Regions from separate parts of the Homo sapiens genome. Here region 1 is linked to region 2. Evidence: chromatin loops called from intact Hi-C (ENCODE). Cell type or tissue: Caco-2. All regions are shown on one strand. Each heading gives the region's core, and the rest is flanking DNA. Links, peaks and the distances in the headings are about the cores only.

Region 1 (4,393 bases), core at 282-4,281, 270 kb after region 2:
CTGACCTCAGGTGATCCACCCACCTCGGCCTCCCAAAGTGCTGGGATTACAGGCATGAGATACCGCGCCCGGCTCCAAATTTATTTTTTGCTTATTTATTTTTTATTTATCTTAACTTTTTTAGAGATGGGTTTTCTCTCCGTTGCCCAGGGTGAAATGCAGTAGCCTGATTATAGCCTGCTGCAGTCTCAAACTCCTGGGCTTATGTGATCCTCCCATCTCAGCCTGCTGAGTAGCTGGGATTACAGGCAAGAGCTGAGTCGCCGCCCCTGTCAAAATGCCTTGAAACAGTTATTCCTGGGTATGGCTGAGAGGGATATGACTGAAGGCTCTTGCTCAAGTCTCTCTGAGCCTGATAAATTTTGCATACTTTACATTCCTCAGGCTGCTTTGAGCCACTTTTCTTTCTTACCCTTAATGTCCATCTGATTGTGGTCAAATCCATTGTTCTAACTCATTTTAGAAGCAGAGTACCTTTGTAGATGATGAAAAAACCCGACCTCTACCTTCTTAAATTCAGTGTGTAGAGCCTGTCACTTTTTTTTTTTTTTTTGAGACAGAGCCTTGCTCTGTCGCCCAGGCTGGAGTGCAGTGGCACAATCTTGGCTCACTGCAAGCTCTGCCTCCGGGGTTCACGCCATTCTCCTGCCTCAGCCTGCCGAGTAGCTGAGACTACAGGCGCCCGCCACCACACCCGGCTAATTTTTTTTTTTTTTTTTTTTGAGACGTAGTCTCGCTGTTGCCCAGGCTGGAGTGCAGTGGGGCGCAATCTCGGCTCACTGCAGGCTCCGCCCCCTGGGGTTCACGCCATTCTCTTGCCTCAGCCTCCCGAGTAGCTGGGACTACAGGGCCCGCCACCTCGTCCGGCTAATTTTCTGTATTTTTAGTAGAGACGGGGTTTCACCGTGTTAGCCAGGATGGTCTCCATCTCCTGACCTCGTGATCCGCCCGCCTCGGCCTCCCAAAGTGCTAGGATTACAGCCGGGAGCCACCGCGACCGGCCCACGCCCGTCTAATTTTTTGTATTTTTTAGTAGAGACGGGGTTTCACTGTGTTAGCCAGGATGGTCTCGATCTCCTGACCTCGTGATCCGGCCACCTCGGCCTCCCGAAAGTGCTGGGATTACAGGCGTGAGCCACGGCGCCCAGCCCCAGCCTGTCACTTAAACTGATAAACGACAGATTAACAGTAGAAAAATTTTATTTTGCATACATAATGAGGCTTCACAAAAGAGAAGTGAAAACCCAAGTAGGAGTTTAGGGCTGGGGGCTTATATACCATTTAACAAGGGGTGATAAATTGTGAAGAGAATAGAATAGTCAAAGGGAAAGGAAGCTTTGCGATTATCGATTATAGGGGGAGGGAGTAAACAGTGAGAAGGTGATTAGGAAATGTCTGGCAAGTACGGTTTGTTATGCAGTTTCAAGTCCTCTCTGGTGATAATACATGTCCTCAAACAAGCATTGTGGGGGAAAGAAAGAGAGATCAGACTGTTACTGTGTCTATGTAGAAAAAGGAAGACATAAGAAACTCCATTTTGATCTGTACTAAGAAAAATTCTTCTGCCTTGAGATGCTGTTAATCTGTAACCCTAGCCCCAACCCTGTGCTCGCAGAAACATGTGCTATATTGACTCAAGATTTAATGGATTTAGGGCTGTGCAGGATGTGCCTTGGTAAAAATGTTTGCAGGCAGTATGCTTGGTAAAAGTCATCACCATTCTCCAATCTCAAGTACCCAGGGACACAATGCACTGTGGAAGGCCACAGGGACCTCTGCCCAAGAAAGCCTGGGTATTGTCTAAGGTTTCCCGCCACTGAGATAGCCTGAGATATGGCCTTGTAGGAAAGGAAAGACCTCCATCCCCCAGCCCGACACCCATAAAGGGTCCGTGCTGAGGAGGATTAGTGAAAGAGGAAGGCCTCTTTGCAGCTGAGACAAGAGGAAGGCATCTGTCTCCTGCTTGTCCCTGGGAATGGAATGTCTCAGTGTAAAACCTGATCATATATTCTATTTACTGAGATAGGAGAAAACTGCCTTATGGCTGGAAGTGAGACCTGCTGGCGGCAATACTGCTCTTTACTGCACTGAGATGTCTGTGTAAAGTCAAACATAAATCTGGCCTATGTGCACATCCAGGCACAGCACCTTTCCTTAAACTTATTTATGACACAGAGTCCTTTGCTCACATGTTTTCCTGCTGACCCTCTGGCCACCATTACCCTATAGTCCTGCCACATCCCCCTCGCCAAGATAGTAGAGATAGTGATCAATAAATACTGAGGGAACTCAGAGACCAATGCTGGTGCAGGTCCTCACTTGCTGAGCACCAGTCCCCTTGGCCCACTTTTCTTCCTCTATACTGTCTCTGTGTCTTATTTCTTTTCTCAGTGTCTCGTCTCCACCTTGCAAGAAATACCCACAGGTGTGGAGAGGCAGGCCCCCTTCAAGTATTAGAGTAGAAGAGTTTCCTTCTCTTCCAGGTAGGGGAGAGGTGGAAGCTTTTATAAATGCAAATTTTTTTACAAAAGCAAAATGTATGCCCTGCTTTTCAGCAGGAAAGGGAGGTCAGAGATCCTCATATGTCTGCTATTTCTAATTTCTTTTTTTCTCTTTTTTTTTTGAGATGGAGTCTCGCTCCCATCACGCAGGCTGGAGTGCAGTGGTACGATCTTGGCTCATTGCAACCTCTACCTCCTGGCTTCAAGCAATTCTCCTTCCTCAGCCTCCTGAGTAGCTGGTATTACAGGCGTGCCACACCACGCCTGGCTAATTTTTGTATTTTTTTTTTTTTTTTTTTTTTAGTAGAGATGGGGTTTCACCATGTTGGCCAGGCTGGTCTCGAACTCTTGACTTCAGGTGATCCACCTGCCTCGGTCTCCCAAAGTGCTAAGATTACAGGCATGAGCCACTGCACCAGGCCTGCTATTTCTAATTTTTTAACTGCTCAAAATAATCCATAGGCTAAAGTGGCATATATTGGGGTGGCACATCCTGATCCCCTTTACATCCCAGACTAACTCTGATAGAGATTCTAGCCCTCCCTGGGCTCATTAGAAAAGAAGCTCTAGGCACATTAGAAACATCTCAGTCATTTAAAATTCTCTAGCCTAGGAAGGTTCAAGTTAAGCCTTCCAAACAATTGGAGTTCACTGCGGCCTACCATCTGCAACTTTTTCATGCCATACACTCATTTCTGATGGGCACATCTAATTCTGTCTTAAAATACAAGACAATACTGAAGACACACAAACCTATACATCCAACTTAGACTCTGATGCTCCATGGTTGGATTCCTTCTTATTCACTGAACAGCTCTTTTGGAAGCCCTCAGACAGCTCTAAATCAAGCCTGCCTCTCTTTAGGGATTCCTTATCTTGGTTAACAATATCTAGAAAAACACTCTGTTTAATACAAGTAAGAAACTTGGACACAGTTTTATCTTTTCTTGCTTCCTTTCTTACTTGCTTTCTTTCTGTCTCCCTTCCCTTCCTCCTTAACTATAACCCTAACTCTAATTATATCCATGTGAATATTTCAGGCTATATTACTTATCACCATCTACATATGCACTCCCCTTTCTGGGATAAGTTGTATCTTTGCTTTCACTTTCCTCAGCAGAAGTTTCTTGGGTATGTCTATCCAGAAAGACACTCTCTGTGTTCCCCACATTTTCTGGGAAAGAAGAGACTCTCACAAGGCCTCTTAGTGGTTCAAATTAGCACCATCATAACATTCATGGATTCGGGATACACTGTGTAACTGGAGCTCTGCTTTCACAAGGCCAGGTTCATACTTGAAAGATTCTCCCCGGGGACCCAAAGCTTGAAGGGATGAGTAACTCCCCCCTTCTCAGGCCCAGTCCCAAGGCACAACGCCACTTGCACCAGCAGCGTGTGTCAGCAAGATAGCAGAAGCAGGAAGAGAGCCAGCCGGAAGACACATTCCCTGGCCAGAAGACACGTACCCCTGAAGATCGAGAAAGAGGCCGTCGCGTACTACATAGCAGTCATGTTAGACTGGGACACTTCCTGTTTACAGAGGACTATAAACCCCCTGTACCGTCCTCACTTGGGGCTGATGCCATTTTAGGCCTCAGCCCACCTGCACTCACGTGCTCATTAAAACAGCATGTTGCTGCTCCACACCACTTCGTGTTGTCTTTTGGCGTGCTCTCAGGGTTTGAACCAACACAAGAACCTTACATCTAGTGCCGAAACCGGGGAGGGGCTCTGGTCCACATCCCCCATGGACCTACCCCTCCACCCTGGAGAACAGGCCACAGCAGCAGGACAAAGGAAGCTCCTCAGCCTCCAGTTGCCTCTCTGTGCATGCACATTGGTCACTGGCCTTGCCTATTGGTAAGTTTCCCTAGGAGCCCAGTTAACAAGGG
Region 2 (4,393 bases), core at 299-4,298:
CTATGAAGTTGGGGGCAGCATGGACTGATAACAGTTTCTCAGGATAAGAGCAGGTGGGCTACCTCCTTTAGCAGACGAGCCACCTAAAACCAGGACAGAGACTTCCAAGTAAAAATATGAATTGAATATACATTGACATTTACTCCCTTGTGAAAACTGACTGAAATGATAGTACATGGACTTTGTAAAAAATCATAAGAATAGGAAGCCTAAGAGAGGAAACAACAGGAGCAAGATTTTCTTGGGAAGGAAATAAAAGAGTGATTGAAAAATCTAGCAGAACCTATCAGTATCGTCTGAGTACATAAGCAGCTATTGGAAAAGAAAAAAAATCTCAATATTCCTTATGGGAACAACAGAAAATACAAAAATTCAACTCCAGATTCCCGGAAGAGGCCTTTGGGTAAGCACGGACATTCACTACTTCAGTGCTGGATTACTCTGAATTTTCAAAAGTGGATATTAGTGTCAGAAGATACAATTAACTTAATACCACCATAAAATAAAGCCAAATCAATATCTAGGGGTATTGGTTATGGGTTTGTGTCATCTCAGCTTCAAATTCACTCTGTTAATTTCCCTGTACTGTGAAAACAATTCTGGGATCTTCAAAGGATTTTCCTTTGCCAGCTGGCACAATGTTAAGCTTTGTCAGTGGAGGGGTTCTAGAAAGACATTGCAAGAGGGAAAAAGGGGTTTTGCTTTCTGATTCCCTGTGCTTCTCTCAGCAGGCTCCTGCAAGAGTTTAGTGTGTGGGGTGTGGGACGAGGCAGTAGCCCCCAGAGGCCAGCAGCACTCCCCTTCTCAACACCAGCCCCCGGTCTTGAGCAGCTTTGTAGCCCAACGCCTCTGGTGAGCCCCAACAATTTTCCCCAGCACCCTGGAGGATAAATTTCCACAAATTCCAGAGGACATGCCACCATAGTGACTTCTGTGCCTTTCCGTGAGCCACAGCCAAGTTCTCTCCAACAAAGTCTGGCTCTCAGCCCAGTGTGGGGGCTTTTCCTTGGATGCTCCATCTCACCTAAGAGACCTGGGGATAGTGGCTGCTCTTTATATCTGCTATTCCTGTATTCTTTAGAATTCTCTCTTGACTACTCAATGTAGGTACACCAATCTCATCATTTAGTGCCTAATTCTTTATATTAAACATTTCCTGTTTAAATTACTATGTGTTTCCTCTTTCCTGATTGGATTCAGACGGAGAGAAGAAGAAAAAAGTAGCAAACTTGATACACATTAAATTTTTAGAATTTTACTTTATTTTTTGTTTTGTTTTGTTTTGTTTTTGAGATGGAGTCTCCCCCTGTCACCTAGGCTGGAGTGCAATGGCGCAATCTTAGCTCACTGCAAACTCCACCTCCTGGGTTCAAGTGATTCTCCTGCCTCAGCCTCCCGAGTAGCTGGGACTACAGGTGCATGCCACCATGGCTGGCTAATTTTTGTATTTTTAGTAGAGACAAGGTTTCACCGTGTTGGCCAGGCTGCTGTTAAACTCCTGGCCTCAAGCGATCCACCCGCCCTGGGCCTCCCAAAGTGCTGGGATTACACGGTAAGCCACCACGCCCAGCCTAGAATTTTACTTTGAAAGTACAAATGGAATAATTTGTATAAATCTGTTTGAGTCTGCCAGTGCTACATTTAAAAACTGTCCTCTTCTCCTGTCAAGTTCTTAAACGATTGCTGAGTAAGACTAAAGTATTGCCTATATTCCTGCTAAGAGTCAAGGTAAAGGACATGATCTAGGTGTGTACAGTATAGTGAGCTTCCTAATGCTGAACCTCTGAACTGCAGACTCACCCTCTCAGGCACAGGCAAGGGTGCACCAGGACAAGCTCAGAAGGGCAGGGCTGGTACTCCAAGCTTACTACATGGTAAGGTCAACACAGCTCATGCAGTCTGGTGGTGGCTCCCAAGATGGAAGGGAATGGGCTGGGGCCACAGCTTCCTGGTTTCTTCTTCCAACCCTTAAATTAGGTAAATCAGTCTTTCCTCTAGGAGAAGGAGAGAGTAAGTGGGTATGGAGATGCCAGGAGTATTTTACAGTGATGCTCTCTATGTGCCACTCCCTTCAACAAGGTCCATGCCATTTTCATATTACTTTTCTGGATTTCACAAGGATGTATAAAAAAAGACATAGGCATAGTTGGATTATAACACGTATCAGTTAAAATCCCGTGTTCATAGTCTCCTAGTGCCTATATGGGTCACGAAATAACATTACAGGTTGTGTTTTTTTTTTTTTTAAGAGTTTGGTTTTTTATTGAACATGTTACAAAAGAGATTTTGTCAAAAAAGACCAAAGCCCATGCATCATCAGACTCCTCGGATTCTTCTTTCTTTGATTCCACTTCCCTCTCTTCAGCTTGGGCTGCAGTGGTGGAGGGAGCAGGACCTCCCACTGGTGCAGCACCAGGTGCTGGAGCAGGTCCACTGGCCTCTCCAGCGCATATGAGGCTCCTGATGTTGACATTGTCCAGGGCCTCTGCAAACAAGCCAGGCCAGAAAGGTTCAACATTTCCACCAGCTACTTTAATGGTGGCATTTATCTTATCTTCCATGATAAGATAAGACCCTCAACATGCAGAATGGGGCCTGAGTAGATGCAGGTGAGCTCAGAGACAGAGTCCATGGTGCAGGTGAGTACGGGGCTGATGCTGCTGGGAGTGGTGCTCATTGTCAGATCAAGTGACGGCCTCACTCCAAGTCAGCTTTAGCTTCCTCGGAAGAACTCAGCACCTTGGCAGCAGATGACAAAAGGATTTTTGTTCATTCATTTGTATGGTTTTTTTTAACATAAATTAGGTACGGAAATTTCAAAAGGTGCAACCATAGACATAGTTAGACATAGTTAGACAGCCATTGTATCAGACACCAATTCCGACTGGTTTAAGCAGAAAAAGGATTTATTAAAATGATACTGGGCATCTCAGAATTTCTAAGAAGGCTGAACAACCAGGTCTAGAAAATGGGCAGAAAGGAAGGGTTGCTAGTCATTCAGCACAGCAGCCATAATCATGCCAGTCAGGAAAGACCTATTCCCTCTGCAGGATGCTGGTGCTGTGGCTTGTACCACTGGTCCTGAATACTCTCTTGCCCTTTGCCCCTAGATAACAGACAGGGCAGCTATGGCAGCCATTGTCAGAAAGAACTGTCCACTTGGCTTGCTTCTTTCCAACACTAGCTTCAGATTCAAAGTCCCACTTAGATGCATCTGACTGGCTGAACCCAGGTCATGTGCTTTCTTTCCAACTGTTAGGTGATCTGGGAAAGTGATTATCTGTTGCTCCCATCTTCTTATTGTGGAAGGAAGACAGCAAGAAATGTTCATAGGGAATTCTCTAAATATAGAAAAGAGATCCACATACTAAGAAGTCAAGAGAAAAAAGGGCAAATATGCACTACAACTATTTGTTGCTTTAGTGCAAGTAGCCACATGTTTGCACGGATTAAAACAGGTCATGCCGGCCCGGTGCGGTGGCTCAGCCTGTAATCCCAGCACTTTGGGAGGCCAAGGGGGGCAGATCACTTGAGATCAGGAGTTTGAGACCAGCCTGGCCAACATGGGGAAACCCCATCTCTACTAAAAATACAAAAATTAGCCAGGTGTGATGGCGGGCACCTGTAATACCAGCTACTTGAGAGAATCTCTTGAACCCGAGAGGCAGAGGTTGCCGTGAGCTGAGATCGTGCTACTGCACTCCAGTCTGACTGACAAAGTGAGACTCCATCTGAAAAAAACAAACAAAACAGGTCATGCCTAAACCCACGATTTTGTATCCTGTAGCACCTTCATATTCAGCAGAGAGATGAAACACAAAGTTCTACTTTTAAAGAATTAAAGTCCACAAAACAAAAAGGTTAATACAACAATAAATGTTTTTCTTCATTTAAACTAGAAGAACCAAGAAAGAAATATCTAAATCAAGAAATATTAAAGTTTTCATATTTACTATATCATACATTTTACCTTTTATTATTTTTTATTATACTTTAAGTTTTAGGGTACATGTGCACAACATGCAGGTTTGTTACATATATATACATGTGCCATGTTGGTGTGATGCATCCATTAACTGGTCATTTAACATTAGGTATACCTCCTAATGCTATCCCTCCCCCCTCCCCTGACCCCACAACAGGCCCCGGTGTGTGATGTTCCTCTTCTTGTGTCCATGTGTTCTCATTGTTCAATTCCCACCTATGAGTGAGAATATGCGGTGTTTGGTTTTTTGTCCTTGCGATAGTTTGCTGAGAATGATGGTTTCCAGCTTCATCCATGTCCCTACAAAGGACATGAACTCATCATGTTTTATGGCTGCATAGTATTCCATGGTGTATATGTGCCACATGTTCTTAATCCAGTCTATCATTGTTGGACATTTGGGTTGGT

The links. Peaks named below come from ENCODE experiments on the same cell type or tissue, not always from the same donor. Only the 100,000 strongest peaks of a DNase experiment are listed, where the experiment ranks them.
Region 1: it touches region 2 in a loop (9-fold over the local background); 1 of 110 quality-filtered maps calls a loop at or near these places.

Annotation. Positions count from the first base shown.
Region 1 is chr5:43,075,078-43,079,470 of GRCh38, reverse strand. The region is part of intron 2 of LOC100506639 (a long non-coding RNA gene); the gene reads right to left. Among named protein-coding and RNA genes, the nearest start is that of ANXA2R-OT1, 9.8 kb to the right of the region's middle. RefSeq lists an enhancer at 810-1,363. In Caco-2, for the core only: no CTCF peak of the experiment used is centred there; DNase peaks (open chromatin) are centred at 1,710 and 1,810.
Region 2 is chr5:43,346,568-43,350,960 of GRCh38, reverse strand. It overlaps the pseudogene LOC107986378. Among named protein-coding and RNA genes, the nearest start is that of HMGCS1, 35 kb to the right of the region's middle. In Caco-2, for the core only: no CTCF peak of the experiment used is centred there; DNase peaks (open chromatin) are centred at 2,620 and 3,110.